Linked DNA regions of Homo sapiens: region 2 is linked to region 1. A link is an interaction called in ENCODE POLR2A ChIA-PET data of the cell type or tissue named here. Cell type or tissue: GM12878. All regions are shown on one strand. Links, peaks and the distances in the headings refer to the core of each region. The heading gives the core; the rest is flanking DNA.

Region 1 (5,385 bases), core at 276-5,275:
ATTGAGAGTCAATCAATTAATTATGAGACTAGTTGATGAGGCACTGAACTAGCAGTCAAGAGACTTGTAGCTCGGGTACTACATGGAGTCACATGAGTTTGGCCATGGATGGTTTTCAAATAAGTCCACAAATTCTTTGGTACTCTTCCTCTCAAAAGGTGGAGCCTAATCCCTTTCCCCTTGAGTGTGGCTGGCTTTAGTGACTCATGTCTAGTGAATAGATTGTGGTGGAAGTGAGGGGTGTGATTTCCAAGACAAGGTCATAAAGGCATCATGACTTTCTCCATGGATAACTCGCTCTAAGAAAAGCCAGCTCTCTTGTTGTGAGAACCCAACAACTCCATGGAGAGTCCATGCGCTGAAGAACTGGAGGTCTCCTGCCAAGAACCGGGAGGAATTTGCCAGTGTGTGAATGAGCCACCCTGGAAAGGGGATCCCATAGACCTATCACACAATCAGATGACTACAGCCATGGCCAACATCTTCCTTGACTGCAACTTCATGAGACCATGAGCCGGAATGACCTAGCTAGGCTGCTCCTAGATTCCTAACTGATAGAATATCTGAGAAGTAATAAATGCTTATCGTTTTAAGCTACTAAGTTTTAGGGTAATTTTAATGCAGCAATAGATAGCTAATACAGGGTGATTAACTTAAACTCTCTAGGTATCAGTTTCCTTACTTTTATGTTAAGGATGAACAAATCATAAGTTTCCAACCCTGGCTACATATTAGAATCACTTAGAAGCTATTAAAAGCATTTAATACTCAGGACCTATTCCAGACCAATTGAAAGTGAGTCCCTGGGCATGGGGAGGCCCCAGCATTGACATTTCTAAAAAGCTCTCCAGGTGATTCTAAAGGTACTGCCAGAATTGAGTACCAATGAACTAGATGGGTTTTTTGTGTTCTAAAATACTTCTTACAATTTTACAAAACCCTTGGCAGTTTCAGGAACTGGGAACGTGAGAGTTGGACCATTTCTTCATTCCCATCTCCCTCTCATTACTCCAGATGCCTGGACACTGTCCAGGAGAGCCAAAGACAGTTTCTTTACTCCAGCTGGTGAAATCTGGCCCAAGACAAAGAAGTGTATTTTAAGATGTAAAATGTCATTACCATAAGGATGAATCTTGAGAAATAGGAAAACAGCCCAGACCTGAGGTGAGCTGGCAATTGATCAATTCCCTTATCCCACTGCATGAAGAGAGTTAAAAGTGGGCCATGCTTGGCTTAGCAGAGTCCTTTTGCAAAAGAGGTGTGCTATGCCACTAAGCATGAGCCCCTTGCAGAGGTAGCGCCATGTCACTGCTGGGATCTAGCAAGGGTAGTCATGCTGGTGAATTTGAGCCAAAAGGCATGCTGGCTCATTGGCTGCGAGAAACTAAACAAGTCAGTTCATGTCTCCAACTCAGGGTCCACATCTGTTAAAGATGGAAATTATATATTTGCCATGTTGACCTTGCCAAATGGAGGAATGAGACAATAAACGTTGTAAGCCTCATAAAGAGAAGTGTACACATGGCAGGGTGCAGGGTGCTCTGTCCCTAAATCATGAACAGCCATGGAGAGAATTCGACCATGCACAGGCCTCTTCTGGGGAAACAATAAACACTAAATGCATAAGTCAAATAAAATAAAAAGCAATGTGGATCAAGAAGACAACTTGTTCTCAGAATGACCTCCTTCTTACGTTTTCCTGCTCCTGCTGCTATCAAAAATTACATATCAATATGATTGTTCTCCACCTGCTCTTCCTAAGGAGGTGCAATCACATCCCTCTGTACTATTACTGGGCATTCAGCAAATATCAAGTCTGAGTCCTCCTTTATCTGTCCATCTATTCATTCCACAAATGTTTATCCTGTGCTTACTGTACACAGGTACCCTTAAAACCCATACAGGGAAGGAGAATGCTTATCCCATCTATCTTTCATCTCAGACCTCCACTTATCTGGATGCCCCTCTTTGGTCCTCTACCTGTTGTTATGCTGTTAGAGCCTAAGTAGTCTGGACACTTTGTAATACTGCACATTTACCTCAACCTTGGTGTTATTTCCAGTGCTGGCAGCTCATTCTGCACAGTATACAACTGGACTGCCAAGAGAATGGAAGATTCATAGCAGAGGGCACGTCCCATGGTTCTCCATCACATCTGTAACAATAGCTGAGAGTCCGGAGATGCTCAAAGAGCCAGTGCGGGCTAAGGGCAGCCTCGCAGCAGCAGCAGCAGCAGCAGCAGCAACACCCAGGTTTGCCTAGCATGCTGACTCATTCTTCTTCCTTCCCCATTCACACACCAGTCTGCCCATCCCCCGGGGTGACGGAAGTGGAGAAACAGATTAGACTTTCTATTTTGGCAGAATGTCTGCTACTTCCCTGGTGGCTCTTCACCCTGATCCCACCAAGGAGCACAATTTCTGGGGTTCATCTACACTCGTAAACTGTTTAAGACACTGCCAGCTGAGCATTTCAGGCCCTCCAGAAGCAGTGCTTCCCAGGTCTCTCATCTGTCTATCCTGTAATAGTTAATTCTTTAGAAAGAAGCAATGAGAAGGCTGGGTTTTTTTTTTTTTTAAGATATTAAGAGAATCATTCATTGCTGAGAAGTCACATCAGGGTCTCATCCTTCAAACCGACAGTTGAGTGTGTATCAGCCTGAGAGAGAGCCTGATTATTAGTTTTAAAGAGCTTATTTCATTCTCTTAAAAATGGGATCAGTTCATCTTTGTCACATCTGTCTCTGCATGGCTCCTGCATGCCACAACAACTGTCAGCTCCAGGCATTACGTTATTAAGGTGTAGTGTGGGGTGGGGCTGAGGGGGTCATTCTGGGTGTTCCTGTTTTCCGAAAAAGTGAGCAATGAGATTCAGAACGTAAGTAATTAAAAGGGTTGATTTGCTCACGTGCATTCAAGAAAGAGCTGAGAAGACAGTTTCTATCCAGCCCACCCCATACCCCATTGGTTGGAGAAGGGATGAACTGGGGCTGAAGCACTTTTCTCTTAGCGGCAATAAGCAGGGCCTTGGAGTAAACTGTCCTAGTAAGGAATGATGTAAATGGTACACCTGTCATAAGCATTTGTCACCTTCACACCCCAAGGGCTACCTAGCTTTGGCCAGGTGACAGATGTACAACTGCAGCAAGGGACCCAGATGTTCCCAGTATCTGGATAAAGAGCATCTTCATGGTGTCCCAGCTCCTTCCCATTCTGTCATGAATTACAGTAAGGGCTAAGCTAAAGTATCAGATCAAAAAAGGGTAGAATCTTCCACTGTTCTGGCATATATTGAAGGCTGTCATTCACATCCATAAGAAGACACTGCGCAGGGTGTGAAGCGAATACAGCTCAATACTAAACATCAATACAAAAGGAGTAGATAAGCAGTAAGAGACTCCTACTCTGAAATACAGGATGGATAACATGGAGTAGATAATAAAATGCTAAACTGAATATAGCTGGGTGTTAAATGTGGCTCACAAAATGTTTTAGAAGTGACTGAGGAAGCAAAAGGACAGAGCCAGGCATGGGCTGCTCCAGGCTGAAGGACTTAGAAGAATCCTTAAGCCTGGGATCATCTTCATTACAGAAAGGAGGAGGGAGACTCCACCAAGCATGGGTCAGCAAGAGAAAACAAGCCACAGTGGGAACGAGCCCTGAGAATTGTGGAAACATGGCCCACCCAGTCAGTTCAAGAGAATGGTGGGCAATTCAGCTGAATTCCTCTAGTGTGACTAGAGGAGATGTGTTTGCATATGTCTCTGTATACACCCACGACTGTAAGGCAGATAATCTGAAACGACAGATAATCAAAACATCCTTTAGTATATATCTATGCCCTGGAATTGATATGGATAGGTCAGAAAATGTAAGGCTTGCAACACTTTCCAAGAAATAATGAAATGCCTCTAAAGACCTGAGTCAGGAGGAGCTGGGCAGCTGTCATGCTCATCCTAGGAATGCATGTGTCCCTCCCAGCTCCTTCCTGCAGCAAATGGACCGCATCGCCTCTTAGGCTGAGGCAAAACACCTGCATTTTCCAGTGTGCTGAGGCTGAGCCTTTCTCCCACCCCATCCATGTGATGCAAAGACAGCATTTATGTGATGACTATGTACAAGGGCATATATTCTTAGTTTCTGCGGGACTAGAACATTCAATAGTCCTGTATCCGTTATCAAATAAAAACGATTTCATTAAATTTATTTTAATGCATTTAACATACTTCATACATTTATAAAGGTATTTAAATAAATGATTTAGAAAGAAAAAGGCTTGCTATAGATGAAATCACAATGTTGATAATTTACTAGCAAATAATTGAGTGTTGATACAGGGACTAAGACTAGCCTCCTCCAGGAAGCCTGACTGACCCTCCTCCAGCCAGAATGAAGCACTCTTATTCTGTGCTCAGTTCACACTTTCTACTTGCCTTATATGGACAGTGTCAGCTGAAAAAAGGAGTGCATAGCAAAGACTGCCCACCTTGAACAGGGACTTGTATCCTTGGCTCTTACGTGGTGTGGTGACCACCAGCACTGCTGGTTATGAAGATGTCAAACAAAGTCCTTAGCCCATGGAGCAGAGCCCTTCCTGCCCTTTGCAATCCTTGGTGAGGGCTGGAGTGTACAAACAACTCAAAACATTAGCATGAAAAGTTTCTTAAAGAAGAAGTGGAAAGAAATGGAGATAAAATCATGGCCCCATACAGTTGCAAAGAAAAAAAAATAGGGATGTAAGTGACAGGGCCCCAAAACTGCAGTGGCTCAAATAGAAATATAACAAGATGTCCTTGTTCCTCACAGGCTGGAACATGAGCAGAGAAGCTGCTAAGAACAGATCACAGCAAAACCAAACTGTTGCTGGAGCTGGAAGAACCAAGGACAAACACCTGTCCCATACTGCCCCAGTCCTCGGTAAGTTCATCACTGTGGAGTCCTTTTTCTCAGCTGCCAAATAGACAATTATATACCTGTGTAAGCCTAGAATTTCCCAGACTAGTATTGAGAAGCATCAAAAACCATGACGAAGAATTAATTTGAAAAAGTGGGCAACCCATGGTTGTCCAGAAACTTCAGAGCATTCTTCTAGACTAGGGAAGAGTCAGAACTCAGAATCCTAAGGAAAGAGTGGAGTGGAGTAGAGTGGAGCAGAGTGGAGTGGAGTGGAGAGGCCCCTGGACTCTGCAGCTCTGAGCTCCAGCACTAGCTTGGCCTGGCTGGGCCTAAGGGCACTTCCAGTTTTTCCATTCTATGGCTTTAAACAATCTGACATTTTTTCTTGGGCAGCAATAACGTTGAACCAGAGGTATGCTAGACAGAACCTAACTAGGGAAAAGGCATGAGACTCTAATAAAATGAAGGCAGCAGGTTAAGCAAAGAAAAT
Region 2 (5,385 bases), core at 175-5,174, 71 kb before region 1:
AATGTTTGATCTAGAAAAAGACTAGATCATCTAGAAAAAGACTCTTATAATAAACCTGAGCTACACTTAAAAGGAAAGTTCAATGCCACTTCCCTCAGAAACAGACTCCATCTTCTCACCCCTGCTGGAGGTTCTCACTTCTCCTCCAAAACCACTAGCATTTTCGTTATATCTGTTATATATTAATTGTCACCTACTGCCTTGAAGTTTGTGCCTATGTGTGTGTGTGTGTGTGGGTGTGTGTATGCAGGAGCACACACGTTTGTACCTTCTCTCTTCCACTACTGTTGAAGTTCCTTAATGGTAAATACGAAGGCTTACACATCTGTGCCTCCTCCACAATGTTTGTCCCTGTCCCTGGCATGTAGTCAAGTGCTGGTAAATATGGGTTGAATGTCTATTAGGGAACAGGTATGGGGTGGTGAATAGCATATAGAGCAGGACCTTTCTGATGAACGATTTCATTGGAGAGCTCAGAGGGCTCCCTGGGTGAGGTTTGGCAGGGCTAGACCTGTAGTACAATTTAAGCAGACAAAGCAGAGTGAGGAGAACATTATCACCTAATGGTGAGACACCCAGAGGGTGGCCATCTTTTCTATAACTTGGATAAAATGCTATTCAACTGGAGACAGGTGGCTGGTAGGCAGCAGAATCAGGGCATCAGGATTTTGGCTTTTTGGGTTCTAATGTGAACGCTGTTGAGTGACTTTGGAGGTCATTTCAGTTCCTCTTATTGGAGAATATCATTTGCAGGACGAAGAACCAGAGTAGTGGATTTCTAAGGACCTTTTCAATTATAGGTTGGTGCAAAAGTAATCGCTGTTTTTGCAACGAAAAGTAATGACAAACCCCACAATTACATTTGCACCAACCTAATATAAATTCTCTCTCAGTTATATACTCTAAGACAGGTTCCACTTATGGAGCTAGTAGTATTTCAATAATAGAAGCCTCAAAGAGCTAAAGATACACCATAGAAAATGAGGGTAATCATATTAGACCAAGATGACTCATCACAGATACAACATTTTCAGGTAAGGGATCCTCCCTCCCCCACTCCAAATTTGAGCCAGGTCCAATGGTCTTTTTATTTTATGGAAACTGTTTCTCACTTTTCCTTTCTTTCCCAAAGAAATTACAGCCTGTGTTACACAGCACTAATGCATGTACATACACAAGGGGGTATGAAAATCAAAGTCCTATATTGATACCCACAATTTCCCTGGCCTTCACCTTCCATAACTTCAGAGAGTGGCAAGTTAGAATAATGTAGGGTGGATGAAAAGGGTGTGAGGGGCAGGGGGCAACCAGAGGCCTGTACACTTGAACACATGGAGGGACCAGAGGCTGATTTCCCTGTGGGGAGGCACTAGAGGAGAGCTAAAAGTAGAAACAACCCTACCCACTATTAACAACATAAAATGAAATCAGGAGTTCTTATGTACGCTTACAAAACAAAGTAAAATAGATAAAACCCCCTCTAGGTTTTTAGTATGACAGGGCAAGAAATTTAGTTTCCTCTGGGGGAAGAAAAGGGTTGCTCATGAAGATGTTAAGGCCTTCCAATAATGGAGACCCAGGATGCTGACCATGGGCAGGACACTGGCCCGTATCACTGACATCAGGACATTGCTCATATCTTTGCCTGATCTTTGATAAACATGGAGCAGTTTCAATTCAGTTCAACTCACAGAAGGGGAAATAGGTTGTACAGACAACAGCTTCTTTCATCTTCCTGACTCCATCAAAGACATAAAGGTTTGGAAAATCAGGTCAATCCAGATTTGGTTTCAATGGAGCTCTGAGGTAAGGAAAAATGCTAAAAAACACCTTTCTTTACCTGGTCATCCCTCCGCTCACCCCTTCGCCATCTCTTGAATGAGTCAGTCATTGCTGTTTGTCCCTGAATGGTGACCTATTATTATAGAACAGCAGCAATGTGTATGATGGTTACATCATGAAGGCCATAGGAGGGAGTCGGCATGTTTTTAGTGAGAACCTCCTGCTCCAGTTAACAACAATCTCAGAGAGGAAGAGGCATGTCTCGGCATTGTCAATGATGCCAGTAACCCAGACGGCGGGCAGTTCTCAGCCTTCAGAAACACCCATCCGATAGTTATGGACTCAGGTGCTGACTTCTTGAAAGAATGCAATAGGAATTCATAGACAAGAAACCATAGTGTAATCTACGGAATCTTGGAAGGTGCTTCCTTGAAGAAATGAAATTAGGCCACTGCTCTTAAGAGTCTTAATTCCTGAGGGTTGTAAGCTAATTCTGTGATTCTCCAAGTATAGCCAAATTGAGAAAATGCTATTTGAGCTACAGAGACAAGAAACAGAAGAGGGTTGACATGGTATAGCATGGTACGTCTCGGATCAATCCTGGACATACTCCCCTTTAAATATTTATAATTTTGACAAAATACATAACCTGTCTGTGCCTTGGTTTTGTCATCTGTAGAATCAGGATAATAATAACTGTGCTGACTTCATATGAAGGTAATGCATAGCATAAGGTCTTACTTTCAGTGAACGTGAGCTAAGATAACTGTGACAGTAGCATCGGTTACTATAAATAGTTGGGACAGGAGAAGAGAAAAAGCTGTGGTTTGATTGCTTTCTGCTTTAGACTACTCTGAGCCTAGCAGCAGAATTGGTACGATACTCCCTCCTAAGTTCAGAGGACAGACTGAATGAGAAAACCTCAGAGCCTTGGACCTTGGCCAAGATACTCTTCCTTGTAATCTTCATCACTCTGAGTTATATTTGCAGTCAGCCAGGAGAACAAATGACAGCCGAGCAGACACCTACAAACTGGATTACTGGATTCTGGTCCATTCAAATAATGGGGCTTTCCAGCTAGAGGTGGAGTAGCAAGCAGGAACACATTTTCTCCTCGGCCTTGCCCTCCAGATACCAGCCTCTGAAGACAAGCCACTTTCAGTCTAATTCTCTACACACTGCCAGCAGTTAAAGAAGTTCCCCATTTCTCCTTACTCATCCTTCCTTTCAATTGCTCCTTCCTTCTCACCTTTCTGAGAGTAACCACATCCCACCTTAAGGTAGGTGAGGCCATTTTCCTTTACACATCTAGAATTCTTCAATTCTAACACAGGTACCTGGCAGTAGAACCAATCTGGTCCTTGTGTAAGCTGGGAAAGGTCACAGTTTTCAGTGAGTCCAGAGGTGTGATGATGACAATGCTAGGTTAATAAATATGGCAAAAATATATTTTTCTGAAAATGAGGATTAAAATTGGTTGAATTTTATAAAATGAGATAAACAATATAAAATGTGGATTTGAAATTAGTATTTTAAACATTTAAAGCAGAGTTATATTTTGGGGGGCTTCACAAGTACTCTACAGGACATGAATTACCAATCTTTTTAAATACGTGAGAAAATTGAGGCTTAGCAAATCTAGGAGAGCATTAACAAATCTAGGAGAGCCTTTCTACAGATATTGACAAGTTGACCCTAAAATTCATATTGAAATGCCATGGACCTAGAATAGCCAAAACAATCTTGAAAAAGAACAAGGTTGGAGGACTCACACTTCCCAATTTTAAAATTTCTACAAAGCTATTGCAGTCAAGAGTGTGACACTGGCATAAGAAAAGACATATAAATCAATAGAACAGAACTGATTGTCCAGAAATAAACCCTGATACTTATTGCTCATTGACTTTTGACATGGGTGCTAATATAATATAATGGGGAATAAGTCTTTTCAATAAATAAATAGTGCTGGGAAAAGCTGATATACACATGCAAAAGAAGAAAGTGGAGAAGAAGAAGGAGAAGGAGAAAGAAGAAAAGGAGGAGGGGCCAGGTGTGGTGGCTCACACCTGTAATCCCAGCACTTTGGGAGGCCGAGGTGGCGACGTGAGGAGTTCAAGACCAGCCTGGCCAAGTTGGTGAAACCCTGTCTCCACTAAAAATACAAAAATTAGATGAGCATGGTGGTGGGCGCCTGTAATCCCAGCTACTCAAGAGGCTGAGGCAGGAGAATCACTTGAACCCGGGAGGCGGAGGTTGCAGTAAGCTGAGATCACGCCACTGCACTCCAGCCCAGGTGTCAGAGCAAGACTCTGTCTCAAAAAAAAAATAAAAAATAAAAAAGAAGGAGGAGGAGGAAGAAGAAGAGCTGGAGCCCTGCTTTCTACAATACACCAAATAAATTCAAAGTGGATCATAAACCTAAAGGCAAGAGCTAAAGCTATCAATTTCTTAGAAGAAAACATGAGTATATTTTTTGACCTTTGGTTAGGCAAACCCTCCCCAGATATGACACCAAAGCATGAGGAACAAGAAAAATAATAAATTAAACTTAATAAAAAGTTATGCTTCGAAGGTCACTGGCATGAAAGTGAAAAGACACCTCATACAATAAAAGGAAAATTTTGCAAGTCACATATCTGATAAAGACTTCTATCCAGAACACATAAGGAAGCCCTATACAACAATAAAAAGACAACCCAGTTGAAAAATGGGCAAAGATTTGGATAGATATTTCTTTTCCAAAAAATATACATATGGCCAGAAGCACAGGAAAAGATGATCAACATCATCAGCAATTAGGAAAATGCAAATCAAAATCACAATGCGATGCCACTTCATACCTTCTAGGGTGGCCATAATAAAACAGATGGACGACAGAAAATGTTGGTAGGAACACAGAGAAATTTGAATCCTCATATATTATTACTGAGCATATACAATGGTGCAACTGCTTTGGAAAACAGTTTGGAAATTTTTTCAAAAAGTTAAGTGTAAAATTACCACATATCCCAAAATTCTGCTCCTAAGTATATACCCAAGAGAACTGAAAACATATGTTCATGCAAAAACTTCTACATAAATGTTCATAGCAGCATTAGTTACAATAACCAAAAAGTAGAACCAACCAGAATGTCTATCAGCTATTGAATGGATAAACAAAATAGAATATATCCATATGATGGAATATTATTCAGCCATAAAAAGAACAAAGTATCAATACATCCTACAGCATGGCTAAACCTTAAAAATACTATGCTAAGTGAAAGAAGCCAAATAAAAGAAGCCACCTATTGTTTGATTACATCTAGAAAAGGCAAATGTATGGGAACAGAAAGTAAGTTAGTAGTTGCCAGGAACTATAGAAAGAAAATGGGGTGTAACTGCTAATGGGTACAGGATTTATTTTGTGGGGTGATGAAAATGATCTGGAATTAGAAAGTAATACTGATTGCACAAATCTGCAAATATACTAAAAATCACTATTTTGTATCTTTTTAAAAGATGAATATTATGGCATGTAGTCATACCTTTTTAAAGCTGCTAGTAAAAACAAACAAACAAAAAAGGGTTTAAGAGCATTATCAAGGTCATACAATTATGAGC

The links. Peaks named below come from ENCODE experiments on the same cell type or tissue, not always from the same donor. Only the 100,000 strongest peaks of a DNase experiment are listed, where the experiment ranks them.
Region 2: POLR2A ChIA-PET joins it to region 1 with 7 read pairs; 1 of 35 experiments calls an interaction of 5 or more read pairs at or near these places.

Annotation. Positions count from the first base shown.
Region 1 is chr18:44,836,266-44,841,650 of GRCh38, reverse strand. The region is part of intron 2 of SETBP1 (SET binding protein 1); the gene reads right to left. Among named protein-coding and RNA genes, the nearest start is that of MIR4319, 130 kb to the left of the region's middle. RefSeq lists an enhancer at 2,033-2,182. In GM12878, for the core only: no CTCF peak of the experiment used is centred there; a DNase peak (open chromatin) is centred at 2,320; H3K4me3 peaks cover 702 bases; H3K27ac peaks cover 881 bases.
Region 2 is chr18:44,906,792-44,912,176 of GRCh38, reverse strand. All of the region lies in intron 3 of SETBP1 (SET binding protein 1), which reads right to left. Among named protein-coding and RNA genes, the nearest start is that of MIR4319, 61 kb to the left of the region's middle. In GM12878, for the core only: no CTCF peak of the experiment used is centred there; a DNase peak (open chromatin) is centred at 2,756; H3K4me3 peaks cover 780 bases; H3K27ac peaks cover 2,430 bases.